Linked DNA regions of Homo sapiens: region 2 is linked to region 1. A link is an interaction called in ENCODE POLR2A ChIA-PET data of the cell type or tissue named here. Cell type or tissue: PC-3. All regions are shown on one strand. Each heading gives the region's core, and the rest is flanking DNA. Links, peaks and the distances in the headings are about the cores only. Region 1 has its middle 73 kb from the start of EGFR. Region 2 has its middle 110 kb from the start of SEC61G-DT.

Region 1 (8,346 bases), core at 23-8,022:
GGACCCAAAACGTCACTGTGGTCCTCCAGTTAAAGTAGGGGCTTATGGAGGTCAGGTAATTAATGGAGTTTTAGCTCAGGTGCAACTTACAGTGGGTCCAGTAAGTCTCTGGAATCATACTGTGGTCATTTCCCCAGTGGCAGAATGTATAATTTGCATAGACATATTTAGCAGCTGGCAGAACGCCCACATTGGCTCCCTGACTTGTAGGATGAGGGCTATTATGGTGGGAAAGGCCAAATGGAAGCCATTAGAGCTGCCTCTACCTAGAAAAATAGTAAATTAAAAACAATATTGCATCCCTGGAGGGATTGTGGAGATTAGTGCCACCATCAAGGACTTGAAAGACGCAGGGGTGGTGATTCCCACCACATCTCTGTTCAACCCTCCCATATGGCCTGTGCAGAAGACAGATGGATCTTGGAGAATGGCAGTGGATTATCATAAGCTTCACCAAGTGGTGACTCCAACTGTGGCTGCTGTACCAGATGTGGTTTCATTGCTTGAGCAAATTAACACATCTCTTGGTACCTGGTATGCAGCCATTGATTTGGCAAATGCCTTTTTCTCCATTCTTGTCTATAAGGCCCACCAGAAGCAATTTGCCTTCAGCTGGCAAGGACAGCAATATGCCTTTACAATCCTACCTCAGGGGTATATCAGTTATCTGGCTTTGTGACGTAATCTTATTTGGAGAGATCTAGATAACTTTTCACTTCCACAAGATATCACACTGGTCCATTACATGGATGACATTATGCTTATTGGACCCAGTGAGCAAGAAGTAGCAAACACACTGGACTTTTTGGTGAGATGTTTGCATGCCAGAGGATGGGAAATAAATCTGACTAAAATTCAGGAAACTTCTACCTCAGTAAAATTTCTAGGGGTCCAGTGGTGTGGGGCATGTAGAGATATTCCTTCTAAGCTGAAGGATAAGTTGTTGCATTTGGCCTCTCCTACAACCAAGAAGGAGAAACAATGCCTAGTGGGCCTGTTTGGATGTTGGAAGCAACACATTCCTCATTTGGGTGTGTTACTGTAGCCCATTTATCAGGTGACCCAAAAGGCTCTCAGTTTTGAGTGGGGTCCAGAACAGGAGAAGGCTCTGCAACAGGTCCAGGCTGCTGTGCAAGCTGCTCTGCCACTTGGGCCATATGACCCAGGAGATCCAATGGTTTGAGGTATCACTGGCAGATAGGGATGCTGTTTGGAGCCTTTGGCAGGTTCCCATAGGTGAGTCTTAGCGGAGGCCTTGAGGATTTTGGAGCAAGGCCTTGCCATTTTCTTTTTTTTTTTTCAGTTTTTTTTTTTTATTATTATACTTTAAATTTTAGGGTACATGTGCACAACGTGCAGGTTAGTTACATATGTATACATGTGCTATGTTGGTGTGCTGCACCCATTAACTCGTAATTTAACATTAGGTATATCTCCTAATGCTATCCTTCCCCCATCCCCCCGTCCCACAACAGGCCCCAGTGTGTGATGTTCCCCTTCCTGTGTCCATGTGTTCTCATTGTTCAATTCCCACCTATGAGTGAGAACATGCGGTGTTTGGTTTTTTGTCCTTGCGATAGTTTGCTGAGAATGATGATTTCCAGCTTCAATCATGTCCCTACAAAGGACATGAACTCATCATTATTTATGGCTGCATAGTATTCCATGGTGTATATGTGCCACATTTTCTTAATCCAGTCTATCGTTGTTGGACATTTGGGTTGGTTCCAAGTCTTTGCTATTGTGAATAGTGCTGCAATAAACATACATGTGCATGTGTCTTTATAGCAACGTGATTTATAATCCTTTGGGTATATACCCAGTAATGGGATGGCTGGGTCAAATGGTATTTCTAGTTCTAGATCCCTGAAGAATCGCCACACTGACTTGGTTGAACTAGTTTACAGTCCCACCAACAGTGTAAAAGTGTTCCTATTTCTCCACATCCTCTCCAGCACCTGTTGTTTCCTGACTTTTTAATGATCGCCATTCTAACTGGTGTGAGATGGTATCTCATTGTGGTTTTGATTTGCATTTCTCTGATGGCCAGTGATGATGAGCATTTTTTCATGTGTCTTTTGGCCGCATAAATGTCTTCTTTTGAGAAGTGTCTGTTCATATCCTTCACCCACTTGTTGATGGGGTTGTTTGTTTTTTTCTTGTAAATTTGTTTGAGTTCATTGTAGATTCTGGATATTAGCCGTTTGTCAGATGGGTAGATTGCAAAAATTTTCTCCCATTCTATAGGTTGCCTGTTCACTCTGATGATAGTTTCTTTTGCTGTGCAGAAGCTCTTTAGTTTAATTAGATCCCATTTGTCAATTTTGGCTTTTGTTGCCATTGTTTTTGGTGTTTTAGACATGAAGTCCTTGCCCATGCCTATGTTTTGAATGGTATTGCCTGGGTTTTCTTCTAGGGTTTTTATGGTTTTCGGTCTAACATTTAAGTCTTTAATCCATCTTGAATTAATTTTTGTATAAGGTGTAAGGAAGGGATCCAGTTTCAGCTTTCTACATATGGCTAGCCAGTTTTCCCAGCACCATTTATTAAACAGGAAATCTTTTCCCCATTTCTTGTTTTTGTCAGGTTTGTCAAAGATCAGATAGTTGTAGATATGTGGCATTAATTACAAATCTTGAATGTCATAGATTACTGCATCAGTAGACTATTATCTATATAAAGTCACATAATTTTAGAAACTCTGTTCATGAAGTTGGCAATGCAAACATTGCAATAACACAGTAAGTGGTTATTTTGGACACAGTTTATGTAGGTAGTTAAAATGCTTTGTCAAAATCAATGAACGGTAGAATTACATACCACATACTCCCAACATCTAACCATCTTTAAGCAGTCCTTTTTTAATCTCGCTGGGATGGTAGCATTTCAAAGGCCTAGGGCTAGACTGCAGTGAAAAGGCTATTACCCTGCCCCTGTAAGCATAGCGTGAGCATCAGAATCCTGAGTAACCACTGAAGGACAAGATTCTCCTGACACTTGGTCTCTGTCTCTCACTGTTACGTGAACAATGACAAAACAGAGATTCTTAAAATTTTGTTGCTTTAGTTATACATTTAAAAAAGCACACATAGATATTAAAAAAATAAAGAATAAACAGTAGATACCTATATATTCAAGCAGGAAAATAGGAAATGTACTTTCATCTGTTTTTAAGTTCTAAGACAGAACCTATTTTTAAATAATGGCTGTCAAATCATTTTGACTTATTCAAAGAAAGGGATTAACTACCTGGATACAGATAATCAAATAGCATGCACCCTTTTTCTTCACTTTCCCACCCTGCCCCCAGTCTCAGGCACACCCAGAGATTATATATAACAACGTTTTTTTCCATTAGATCTTCTGTAGACAATCTCGCTGAGAAATCAGGAAAACCAAGCTTACCACATAGTGAGTGAAATCTTTCCTTTTATTGGATTTGGCTTAAACTCAAGCTTTTTGAGCAGCAAATTTGACAGGGGTTCAGGAAAAGTCTCTGCCTGGACTCATCCTGGAACACTGGGCCACACCTCATTTCAGAGTTGTACGGCCCAGGTATGTACAAGGTGTGGCAGGCAGAAGTGAGCTCAGTTAAATAATGAATTCTGTATTCCTAGCTTCTTCTTTGATGCAGTATTTTCTTCTTACTGGAACTTCTCTATGACCTAGTATTTTCCTCCTTTCTTTTTATTCAAATTACTGTCAGAAAAAAAGATTCGATAAATTCATCAGCTCCACAAAACAAATGAAGGATCAGTTTAGGTGAATACTCCTTTCAAGAATTTTTAAAATTTTAACAGAAAACAAAACGTTAAGCTAAAGGTCTTTTATAGAGTTGGTGTACAAGTATGGCAGGCTAGAGGAATGTGGTTTGGGCTAGTGTGTTTTTCCTGTTACCATAACACCCAGATACCTTTTTAAAGCAAATATGAGAGCTTATATATCTCATGCCTCAGTAAGGGCCTCCTAACATGCCATCCTCCCAAAAGAGCAGCATGTGACTGAATGTATGACATTCCTTGTCAACCAATCAACAGAAAGATCCTCAAAATTCCTTGAAGGTTTCTGTACTTGTGTCTATCCCATCACAGAGTACACGCATGCACACACACACCTTTCTCTTATCAGCTCCATTATATCCTTACTTTAATTCAGTCTTGTTTCATTTCTAATTCAATCACCTGCATGCAGGACCAGGCCCTGATTCGCACCTTCTTCTGAAGGGTTGTGGTCTCTCTGACACAGTCATCTCTCCAGTTGCCATTCCCCAAGTTCTCTTGAATCAACTCTGCCATTTTTATGATCTCTAGAAAGTTGATGGCTTTCTATTATTCAATTATGTCGTTTCTATCTTGAGATCTTTCTATGTAGCTTGGTTTAACTAACACCCTACTTTTTTTTTTGGTTATTGACTAACCTTGTATCATATTGGCCTCCTAGTCTTAAAACTATGATGGCAAAAGTCATGTAATATGTTAGCTTTTTCTACTAATTAATACATTTAATATAGCTTTGATCTTCAAAATCATCTTATACATATATATATATATATATTTTAGTTTTGTCGTATAATTTGCTTCCACTTTCTTGCATCATTTTATTTCTCTTAATTCCTACTGACTTTTTCTGATTTTCCCATGAAACTTTCATACTCAACAAGGCCATTTGATAGGAAAGCTTTTGCTATTTCTTAGATGCAATTACTGTTTTTTTTTGCATTACCATCCATATATATATACATATATGTATATACATATATGTGTGTGTGTATATATATATATACTTTAAGTTCTCAGGTGCATATGCAGAACGTGCAGGTTTGTTACATAGGTATACACGTGCCATGGTGGCTTGCTGCACCCATCAACCCATCATCTACATTAGGTATTTCTCCTAATGCTATCCCTCCCCTAGCCCCCCACCCCGCTACAGGCCCCCATGTGTGATATTCCCCTCCCTGTGTCCATGTGTTCTCATTGTTCAACTCCTGTTTATGAGTGAGAACATGCAGTGTTTGGTTTTCTGTCCCTGTGATAGTTTGCTGAGAATGATGGTTTCCAGCTTCATCCACGTCACTGCAAAGAACATGAACTCATCCTTTTTTATTGCTGCATAGTATTCTGTGGTGTACATGTGCCACAGTTTCTTTATCCAGTCAATCACTGATGGGCATTTGGGTTGGTTCCAAGTCTTTGCTATTGTGAATACTGCCGCAATAAACATACGTGTTCCTGTGTCTTTATAGTAGAATGATTTATAATCCTTTGGGTATATACCCAGTAATGGGATTGCTGGGTCAAATGGTATTTCTGGTTCTAGATCCTTGAGGAATTGCAAGACTGTCTTCCACAATGGTTGAAGTAATTTACACTTTCACCAACAGTGTAAAAGCATTCCTATTTCTCCACATCCTCTCCAGCATCTGTTGTTTCCTGACTTTTTAATGATTGCCATTCTAACTGGTGTGAGATGGCATTGTCATCCATTCTATCTCATTTTGTTCCGGTTTAGAAAAATGCTTCTCATTTTCAGTGTTGCCATCCACCTTGACTCAATGTGTTCACATTTCCTGTAGGATCTTTATTCATCTCTTCATTCTTGTATGCATCAACTTCCTTGAATTCCATGATATTAATTTTTATTCTACTTTGCTTTTATTATTTTTATGCTTTCCTTTAAAAATCTTTATATAATAGTTGTTTTCAAGTCCTTGTCTGTCAATTGCATTATCTCTGTCATTTCTGGGCCCATTTTTATTCATTGATTTTCTTCTGATTATGAGTCCTAGTTTCCTGTTTCTTCACATTTGGGTTTTTTTTTTTTAACACTGTGCAATGTGAATATCACATTACTGAGGTCAGGATATTTTTCTTTTAAGAGAACTGAGTTTTGTTTTAACAGGCGGTTAAGTTTCTTTCGGATCAGCTGGATTCTTTAAATGCTTTTGAAAAAAAGCATTTTTTTAAAGCATTTTAAAAAAGCATTTTTAAATGCTTTACAAAAAAAAAGCATTCTGTCAGGGCAGGTTTATAGTTCCCTATGCTAGATACTTCAGCCCTACTGTTAATTCTTGACCTTTCTGAGTGCACTTTTGAATGCCTTTGGTGTTTAACGAGCTTTCTACATTCTGCCTGGTCAGATGCCAATTATTCCTCTGCCCTGTGCAAGCTCTAGTGAGTGTTCAGTTTTAGTTTCCTAGTAGATGTTCTTTCCCCTATAGTTTTGTGCCTAGTCTCACGGATCCATACTCTAACCATGCATAGCTTGGTGTTCAGCCGAAGACTCCAGTGAATGCTATGGTGCTCTTTCCCTGCCTTGCTCACTCTTTTCCAATACTTTTTGCAATTCCAGTGACTTTAGACTAACTGAACTCCAATCACTGTTTCTTCAACTCAGTGAAGCTATCATGCTTTGTTTGGATTCTCTCCTAGTACTGTGTGTATGTGTGTGTGTGTGTGTATATATATATGTGTATATATATGTGTGTATATATATATGTATATATTTAAGTTTTGTTAAGTTTGTGGATAACTTTTTATCCACAAACAAGGTATATTCCTCCATTTTCTAAATTCTATTTCACGTCTTTAATAAAGGTTTATAATTTACTTCCCAAAAGTTTGTGTATCTCCCTTGTTAGACTTATTCCTTGGTCCTTGTGTAGTTACTGTATATTTTATCTTTTTTAGTTTTTTAAAAATTCAAACTTATAGAAAATTTCAAAATTATATAAAAGTTGCAAGAATATTAAAAAGAACTCCCATACAATCTGGAATTGACAATTTCAAACATGATCATGTTTATTTTATCATCTTTATCCATTTCTAGATACATAGACACAATGGCAAAATTTCACGGAACCATTTGGCAGTGAATTGTATACATTATGTACCTTCATGCCATAAAAATTCAATATATATATTTTATTTTTTGAGACAGAATCTCATTCTGTCTGTCGCCCAGGCTGGAGTGCAGTGGGGCAATCTTGGCTCACTGCAACCTCCCTATCCTGGGCTCAAGTGATCCTCCCATCTCAGCCTCCCAAGTAGCTGGGAGCTGAGACTGCAGGCACGCACCATGATGCCCAGCTAATTTTTGTGTTTTTTTGTAGAGACAGGGTTTTGCCATATAGGCCAGGCTAGTCTCAAACTCCAGGGCTCAAGTGTTCCCTCTGTCTCAGCCTCCCAAAGCGCTGGGATTACAGGCGTGAGTCACCACACCTGGCCTCAATGTGTATTTCTTAAGAAAAATGATATACGTACTTTTAGACATTTACAGTTCAGTTATAAAATGCAGGAAACTGAATATTTATAATACACTTTTATTTAAACTATAATCTATATTCTAGTTTTGTCTCTTACATCAATAATTTTTCCTTTACAGCAATGATTTTTCCAGTATAGAATCCAGTTCAAAATCATGAACAACAACAAACAATTCTATGGCAATTGTTTGTTGTTCATGCCATTGGCATGTTTGAAGAATAAAGGACAGGTATTTTACAGAGTATAACTCAATTCGAGTTTGTCTGATGTTTTTCTTACATTTAGATTTAGATTTTAGATATTTTTCCTAGAACGTTGCATAAGTGATGTATGTTTCTTAAAGACACATGTGATAATCTTTTGCCCCTTAGCAATGTTTATTTTGATGACATGTGGAAGGTTTTGTCTGACTTCTCCACTGCTTACTTACTATTTTTTGTAATTAATAAGTATATATTATTAATCTAACAACAAATTAAATCATTTCTTCCTTCAAATCTTTCTATTCTGTATTTGTATCTCATATTTTTTTTGCCATCTTACTGCACTGAATACACAGTAGTAATACTAAGAATCAGCATCCTTGTTCTCTTCCAGTTTTTGATTACTTCCTTCCTTCCTTCCCTTCTTCCTTCCTTCTTTCCTTCTTCTTCTTCCTGCATTTTACTTTGTATTTCTAGAAATCTATTTAAAAAAAGAAATCTATTTAATTTTTTGAGTCTATATTGTGAAATATATTTTTTCTGAAAAACTGAATTTTACCTAAGTTTTCATTTTTGTAAAATGTGACTATAGTATTTCCTTCCATTGTAATTCTGTATAGATACCTAGTTATGTCCCGATTTTATTGCTATCATTATTTCTTTGTTTTTTGTCTTTTTGTTCTTGGTCAATCATGCAATAGGTTTAAGAATTTTATTAGTCTTTTTCAAGAACTCAGTTTTAGTTTAATCAATCTTTTCTGCTGTATTCATTTCCCTCCCTACTTTTCCATATGCTCTCTCTCTTTTTTTTTAACTATGTTATGGTCTAATTGACAAATAAAAATTACATATATTCAAGGTATGCAATGTGGTGTTTT
Region 2 (8,346 bases), core at 288-8,287, 80 kb after region 1:
ATGACTCACAAGAAGTTCTTAATTTACTGTATTTTTGAAAAGAATCCAGTAAATATCATAAACCTGATATATGTCAAAACATCAGCACTACTGCACAATAAAATTCCTAGAATTTGTTTGTTCTAATACTTATTACTTCATATTTTCAGCAATATTTTCTGTTTTCTACATATATTTGTTGACAAAGATAAGCTTTTGGCTTATTGTATTATAATCATCATTTATCATTTTAACTATCTTTTTCACTGCAGTGGTAAGAATAAACATTAAACCTGAATATGTGTCATTTTGTCTTTTATTATTAAATAAAAAACTTAAAATGAGACTTCTAAATCATTATCATAGCTAAGTGAAATTTTTCAAACTACTGGATTGAATTACCTTTGAATTAAACTTTGTTGAAAAACAAATAGAAAAGATTTATCTTCATTCTGGATGCCTAGTTTTAAAGTGTCTTATAAAATGTGATGAATAATGCCTTGACATCACTTAGGGGAAAACTATTCAGGGTGTATTTCATTGTTAATGCGCTTGATGAAAATTTGTCCTGGCAAGAGCAGTCTTGTCATTTTGTAACTGTTTGTGTTCTTTATTAGTATTCTCCTCAATATTAATTTTCTTTTCAGGAGTGTCTATAAGTCACTTATCCATTTGTGACAGTTAATAGAGTTAAAAGCAGATTTTAAAATCCACAAATCCATCAAATGGAGCATATCTAAACTGCACCAGGTTGCAATTTAGACAAAACAAATGGATATGTGTAGAAGTCGAGGGTACTGAGGCATCATGCTTAGGGAGCTGGAGACAAGGCTCTGGAGAATACTTCCTGAGAGAGTTACTCTACAAGAGATGATGCTTGACTGGTCTTAAAAGAGAAGCAGGAGATAGTATTTAGGTTACAGAGGGAGAAAAAAATAAATTTTAATACCTGGAGAGTGAGCCTTGTCAGGAAAGAAGAGATCTGTGCAATGAATTGGAGAAGAAAGTACTTAGTAAAAGATCTATGTCTTAGTCCATTTTGTGATACTGTAACAAAATATCTGAGAGTAACCAATTAATAATAAACATGAATTTATGTCTTATGGTTCTAGAAGCTAAGAAGTCCAAGATCAAGGGGCTAGCATCTTGTGAGGGCCTTCTTGCTGTGTCATCCCACAGTGGAAAGGCAAGAGCCTATGCACGCATGAGAGTGAAGGCGCTGAACTTGCCCCTTTATAATGAACCAGCTCCTGCAATGAGAGCATTAATCCACTCATGAAGTGGAACCCTCATGGCCTAATCACCTCTCATCAGGCCCCACCTCCCCACACTGTTGCATTAGGGATTAATTTTCCAACACATGCTTTTTGGGGGACACATTCAAACCACAGCAACCTACTTACTGGGGACTTCCTACCTGAGATTTATAATTCTGCTTTCACACTGACTTCTTTAATGTATTTAGCAGCTAAAGTTCTGAGGGAAACCAGAGCTTTCTGTTGAGAGGACCGGGAAAGGGGTTCCTGTGAGCAAATCTCAGATAGGAGAGAGCTGGAGAAGGGAGTCATCTAATTCTGTGTACTAGGTGGGGCAGAGCCCAGACTCATTCCTGAACTGTACCTGTGCAAGACAGAGCCAAGGAGTATAGCAGCAACATTGAAAACTAAACCAATATCAAAGAAGGTGAGAAAGAACTTTCAGTCTAAATACAACTAGGTGAATTGTCTGTGAAAACAAATAATTAACATTCTCCAGAGGATATTAACAGGATTCGGTCTAGACACTATAATTTTGAAAATGTTTAGAATACAAAGTAATATTACTTGACCAGAAAAAAAATTATGAAAAGGAACAAAGTAAAAATTTTACAACTAAAAAATATAATATCTGAAATTAAAGAACTATTTTATTAGCAGAATGGAATTTTAAAAAGGAAAATAATTGGTGAACTTGACAGCATATTGTAGAAATTACCAATCTGAAGAATGCAGAGAGAAAGGAATTTTTAAAATCCCTTTTAAAAAGGATTTTTAAAAATCCAAGCCAGCAGCCTTGGGTTGTGCTCCAGACACCTATGGTATCATATCAGAAGAACTAACATTTATGTCTTTGGAGTCCCAGATGAGAGGAGAAAGAGATTGGTGCAAAAAACTATTTAAAGAAATATGTTTAAAACTTCTGAAAGTTAATGAATTACATAAATTTATAGGCTCGAGAAGCCCAGCTAATCCCTAGTAGGATAAAGTCAAAGAACACCATCTCCAGAACTGATTAGACTGTGAAATGTTAGCTGTTTATAATGCAATCCCTAGAACAACTAAAATAAAATGATGTACAGACCCAAATCCAAAGTGTAAATTAAAAATAAAAGCAAAAAAAAAAAAAAGTAATTGGGAAAAGGAGTGAAAAAATAAAAAATGGAAGAGAAATAATAAAGTATACTTTCAAACACATCAATAATTACATTAAATTAAAATAGTCTAAACATGCTAATTAAAATTAGGTTGTCAGATTTGACTTAAAAAATGAGCCCCAACTATGTTTAATACTTCAGAGCAAGAACCTTTATCAGGGATAAAGAGGGATATTACATAACGGCAAAAAGTTTAATTTACAAAGAAGATATAACAAACCTAACTATGTATGCACTGAACAACAGATCTTCAAAATATGTAAAGCAAAACCAGATAGAACTGAAAGGACAAATAACAAAATCATAATTATGCCTGGTGACTCTTCTTTCAGCAATTGTTACAGCAAGTAGATAGAAAATGAATAAGGGCAGAAAAGACCTGAACAATATGATCAACCAACTTGACCTAATCGATATAAGTGAATACTCCATCAACAACAGATTAGGCATTCTTATTAAGCACATATGAAACATTTACCAAGATGGCTGATATACTGAGCCACACTTGGCTCTGGCCTCCTACTAGCATTTCTCCACATTGGGAAGAGGTACCTGCCTTCTCTCTGGAGCATGCTCTAGGAATCCAGGGCCTGGGTACCCAGGAACCCACTTCCAGGGGCCTGGAGGGGTCTATCACAGGCTTTTCCGCAACAGTGTGACACCTTAGGGGTAGGGATCACCAAGGGGTGGTCACTCACGGAGGTGAGAACAGAGTTTGGAACTGAAGGCCATGTTGACCTCATAGGTGCACACCAGGCCTGACTATGAGGGCACGGGCTGGGACAAGAGGAGGGAGGCCACAGCCCAGTTCTGCTGTGCTGCCAATTCCCATGCAGTCTTAGGCTTCTGAGGAATTCTCAAACTCTAAATTGTACTCAGCTTTCAGATAATTAAGGAGGTACACTTGTCAAGACAGGAGAATGAAACACACCTTATTTAAGAGTTAGTTTGGTTTAAAACTATAAAACATTTAAATGTATATTATGTGAGCCTCCGTTCATACTCATGCCTAGGCCTGGTGATGTGATTCTACAATCCTACATAAGTAAGTTCCTACATAAGGTACGTTAAACACGCTAGTCCCTTAGTTGGTCGGTAGTCATAACTGCTTTGTGCAGTGGCTGGTTTGATGGAACTTGCCTCTACCGTGGGGCTATTGAGAGAAGCTGGATCCTGCTGATATTAGCAGTGTCTTGCACTTACTCTATTCACCTTTAGCAGCAAAAAATGATTTAGGTATTTTTAAATACCTTTTTAAAAAATCCTAGTTCTAAAAGTAATACATACCAACTATAGTCAATCTTGAATTTTATAAGCTTATATAGAAAAATGTATTTAAATAGCCCATAAATTTGCAATACAGATGTGAAAATTCAGATATTTTCTGGGAATTATTTTTATGTGCATATACACATAGATATACATAGCACAAACACATCAACCACTTATTCCCTGATAAAAATTTGTAATGTATCTAGGATCATTGTTTAGATGGGATTTTGCATTCCAATATCTTTTCTTGTTCAACATAAATATTTCTTTATGTCATTATTTGCATTTAAAAACAACCTTTTATATAGCTTCTTAAAATATCATCATTTTAATAAACAATATGTTCTGTATGGTTGGATATTTATTTCTAATTCTTCATTATTATAAATAATGCTGTAATAAAGATTTTGATACAGAGTTTCTACCACATCCTTAATATTAGGATCAAATTTGAAGACCCTTCTCATCAAATAGCTTGAGACCGGGTAAGAATCACCAGCCTGCTCTCTACAGATTGCACAAACCTGAAAGACTTTCCTGCTTAGTGTCACTTCATCCGAATGAAGAAAGAGAAATGCACTGATTTCACACAGATTACTTGAAATGCTGTCTGCCTATAAAGGGAAGATTCCTCAAGACCAAGACTTTTTCTGTACATCGTCGGGCAGAGCCCTGGGCCCCTCTGTGCCACTTGAACAGAGCCGGGGAGAGTGACTTCCTGAGTCTGTCCATGTTGGATTAAGACCAAGACCTCTTTGCCCAGGCTAAAATCAGCTGTGTGGTCCAGTCTGTGGTACTGGTCAGTTCTAGTAAAGTTACAAAAGAATTTTCTTGCCACACTGCAAGTAACATTCAAACACACACAATAATTCTAAATTAAATCACCAAGCAGCAGGGCGCAGTGGCTCACACCTGTAATCCCAGCATGCTGGGAGGCCAAGGTGGGTGGATCACCTGAGGTCAGGAGTTTGAGACCAGCTTGGCCAACATGATGAAACCTTGCCTTTACTAAAAATACAAAAATTAGCCAGGCAAGGTGGTACACGCCTGTAGTGCCAGCTACTCAGGAGGCTTAGGCAGGAGAATTACTTGAACTCAGGAGGTGGAGGTTGCAGTGAGCCGAGATCACACCATTGCACTCCAGCCTGGGCAACAGAGCAAGACTCTGTCTCAAAATAAATAAATAAATAAATAAAATAAATCACCAAGCAATATAGTTGCTAATAATATCGTCTGAGCTTGGAAAGAAGAATTTAAAGTAGTATGTAAACTAAGATTACAACTGTGTAAAATATGTATTCATGTAAACAAAGAGAAACTGAAAAGCATAAATGGCAATTTTCTTAGGGTAGATGGACCATAAGACATTAAAAAATAGTCTAATGATATTATTTATAGTAAATAAAATATATATTGTCTTGATGTGCTGTTATTTCTAGGTAATTATTTTCCTTAATAGAAAGCAACATGATATCCTGTCTTTTCCATTACGGCTACCATTTGATGAATATCTCTGTCATCTGGAGTAGCCTCTTTGTTTAAAGGAAACCACATATTAACTCTTAATGATACACGGTTTATGTTAACAATGCGGCTAGCCTTGTGTCCACGCTTTGGTTCTAGCAGCTGTGTGTACAGAATCAATTAGTCATTTGTCAATAGTAGGGCAGCGAGGTCACTGCAGCTTCTAATTTGGTCCTTTTCCTGCTGTCACAGTTTTGCTGTCCTCAAAATATTTGCAGTAGGCCTTGAAATCTACCTTATTTTACTGAAATACTGAAACCCAAGATGCCTAAAGTTGTCAGTAAACAAGAAAAGAAATTCCAACTTGTGACTGGAAGTCAGGTCTTGATTTCATGTTTGACGGTTCACTTGAAGCATGCATCACACTCCCGTTCATCCACTGGAAACAAAATGAACAGCACACTTATCTGTAGACATTTCTCAGAATTTAGCACTTGAACTTCCACCTTCCCTGTTCACTGAAGGACGCCATATGGTACAGTGGGTGGTTGAAGCAATAAACTAAGAATCAATGAGAAGGTCTGATTCTTGGTCTGTCATAAGGAAGCTGTGAGATCTTGGGGAATAACCATGCATTGCAGGACCTCAGTGTTTTTACCTAAAAGATACACTAGTTACATTAGATGGCCTCCAAAAGTAGAGGCTTTTTAGGCTGCCTAGCTTATTTGCAAAGAATGATGCCAAAGAATCCAAGAAGTCATCCTCAACAGAAGATCCCTCTCCTTGCTATCAGTCACCTCAGCCATCTCTGTCCCGAGTGCACAGCCCTGGCTCAGGAGTGACGGGCTCACCATGGGGCTGCCGCAAAAACAGCCTGAACTGCAGGTCCTACCCATGCTGCAGTAACAGCTGGGTCTTTATACACAAAGGAAAGCATGTGCTTGTTGGAAAGATTGTCTTAAACGAATCTCAGTGCTCCTTTTTTATTTAAGATAGGAGAAACAAGGCACAGAGATAAACCCAGACGTAATTTACTTCAAAAGTACATTTCTGAATAACACAGTCAAAATAAAGAAAAAAAGAGGAGGAATATTTCCTACCAGCTATTGACATAGTATCAAAACACTGCAGCATTGGCAAGAGAACAGACAAGTAGGCCAATGGAACTGAATAGACCCAGAAGAGAGGAGGAGGTGTAAGTGGGAACTTAATATACCATAAATCAAATGGGCAAGAAAGGACTGTTTCATAGATTCCATTGGGAAAACTGGCTCGCTATGGGGGGCAAATCAAAATTGAATACCAGATGAAAAGGTGGATTCCAGATGTATTACAGCTCCAGTTGTGAAAGGTAAAATTACAAAGTAATAGAAAAAAAATAGGAGAGCATCTTTTTACCTAGGGACAGGGAAAGTCTTCTTGAAAAATATTTGAAAGAACAAACACAAAGGCAAAACAACAGATAATATTATGGCATCCAAGTTAAAGGTTTCTGTTCAATAAAGCACAATTGTGGGTAACTGAAACATGACAGGATGAAAAAAGATATCTATGATCTCTAAAAGTGATATGCAATTTCCAGTGTCTGGTCCAACATATAAAGATGTTGAACATCATCCCTTCTGTCTTCAGAATGAGAAAAAAGCTAAACAAATGGAAAATCAACAACTTTTCTTAGCTCCATAAGAGAATTGAGGTAACAGGACAAATTGCCACATTGAAAATTGAAGAGACAACCAGGCAGATACAGAGAATCACAGCTTCCTGGGAGCAGAAGCTGTCACTGCAGCCTACAGCTAGCATATGGAGCTTGAGTGTGGACTAGCTTGAGTGACAGGATCTCCTGGGGACCTAGGCTTGCTTTTGCCCCTAGAAGCCCCACCAGGTTATCAGGGTGAAGGTAGAAAAATGTCCCCTCATGCTCTGGCAGAGGAGGGAAAACGAACTGAGTTGAAACCCACCCAGAGCATTCTGTGCTCCTTCACAAAGACCTCCTGCAAGAAAAACCATCTTGACAAAGCCCAAACCACCTGGGTTTTGCCAGTACCTAACTAATGTGGGGTGGGAAAATAAAACCACAAACAATTCCAGCCTTGTCTAGCCTTCAAACTGAGAAGAGGAAAATGCTAAACACCATATCCCTCTAGCCCTTCTGTCTGCCTTCAGGAAGAGAAAAAGTTGAGAAGCACTTGTGAAGATCGCAGTCCAGGGACACAGGCTCATTGAGAAACTGAGACTTGATGACAGGTATGTGGAATTATTCTCTTCCACTGCACACTCTCCTACCACAGCAATGGGTTCCTGCATAACAGCAGGGATGACAATGGAGGAGCTGCAAGGCTAGACTCTACTTAAGAAGTCTTTAGAGAAACCCAAGACAACAGGGGAGACAAAGACATGGATGCTAGAGGAAATTTTGGCCTCTGACATCTATAGCTACTTAAAGAGTAAACACAGCCTAACTCCTAGCCATGAAGACACTAAAAACCTATGTACCTCAGTTCCTTTTACCTAATACATCATTTCTAGCTCTCAACTAAAAATTACACAGCGTGCTAAAAGGCAAAAAACTCAGTCTGAAGAAACAAAGCAAGCATCAGAACCAGACTCAAACATGACAGACATTTGGGAATTGTCAGACCAGGAATAAAAATAACTATGATTAATATGCTAAGAGCAAATGGAAAAAGTAGACAACCTGCTAGAACAAATGCGTAAGGTAAGCATAGAGATGAAAATGCTAAGAAAGAATAAAAAGGAAATACTAGAAATTAAACACATGATGACAGGAATGAAGAATGCCTTTGATAGGCTCATCGGTAGACCAGACACAGGTGAAGAAAGAACCAGTAAGTTTGAAGATACATCAGTAGAAACTTCTCAGAGTGAAAAGCAAAGACAATAAAAAGAAAAAAGAGAGAGAGAAACGGAATATCCAAGAACTGTGGGACAATAACAACAGGTGTAAAACTGATACTAAGTTGCTATCTAGAACATAAAAGAAAATTCTGCAAATCAATAAAACAATAAAAATAATAAAGTATCAATCTCTATTTTTAAGAAACTGGCAAATTATAAGAACTAGAAATACAGAAAGGGAAGATGACACAAACAAGAACATGAAGAGAGGCCCAAATCCATTAGTCGTCACTAAAATTGAAATATTTTTAGATGAAATATCACAGTATTTACTGGATTGGCCAAGACTAGAAAGCTGC

What was found. Peaks named below come from ENCODE experiments on the same cell type or tissue, not always from the same donor. Only the 100,000 strongest peaks of a DNase experiment are listed, where the experiment ranks them.
Region 2: POLR2A ChIA-PET joins it to region 1 with 6 read pairs; 2 of 35 experiments call an interaction of 5 or more read pairs at or near these places.

The regions. Positions count from the first base shown.
Region 1 is chr7:54,942,063-54,950,408 of GRCh38, reverse strand. No RefSeq gene overlaps it. Among named protein-coding and RNA genes, the nearest start is that of EGFR, 73 kb to the left of the region's middle. In PC-3, for the core only: no CTCF peak of the experiment used is centred there; a DNase peak (open chromatin) is centred at 3,508; H3K4me3 peaks cover 254 bases; H3K27ac peaks cover 1,997 bases.
Region 2 is chr7:54,861,871-54,870,216 of GRCh38, reverse strand. No RefSeq gene overlaps it. Among named protein-coding and RNA genes, the nearest start is that of SEC61G-DT, 110 kb to the right of the region's middle. In PC-3, for the core only: no CTCF peak of the experiment used is centred there; a DNase peak (open chromatin) is centred at 5,286.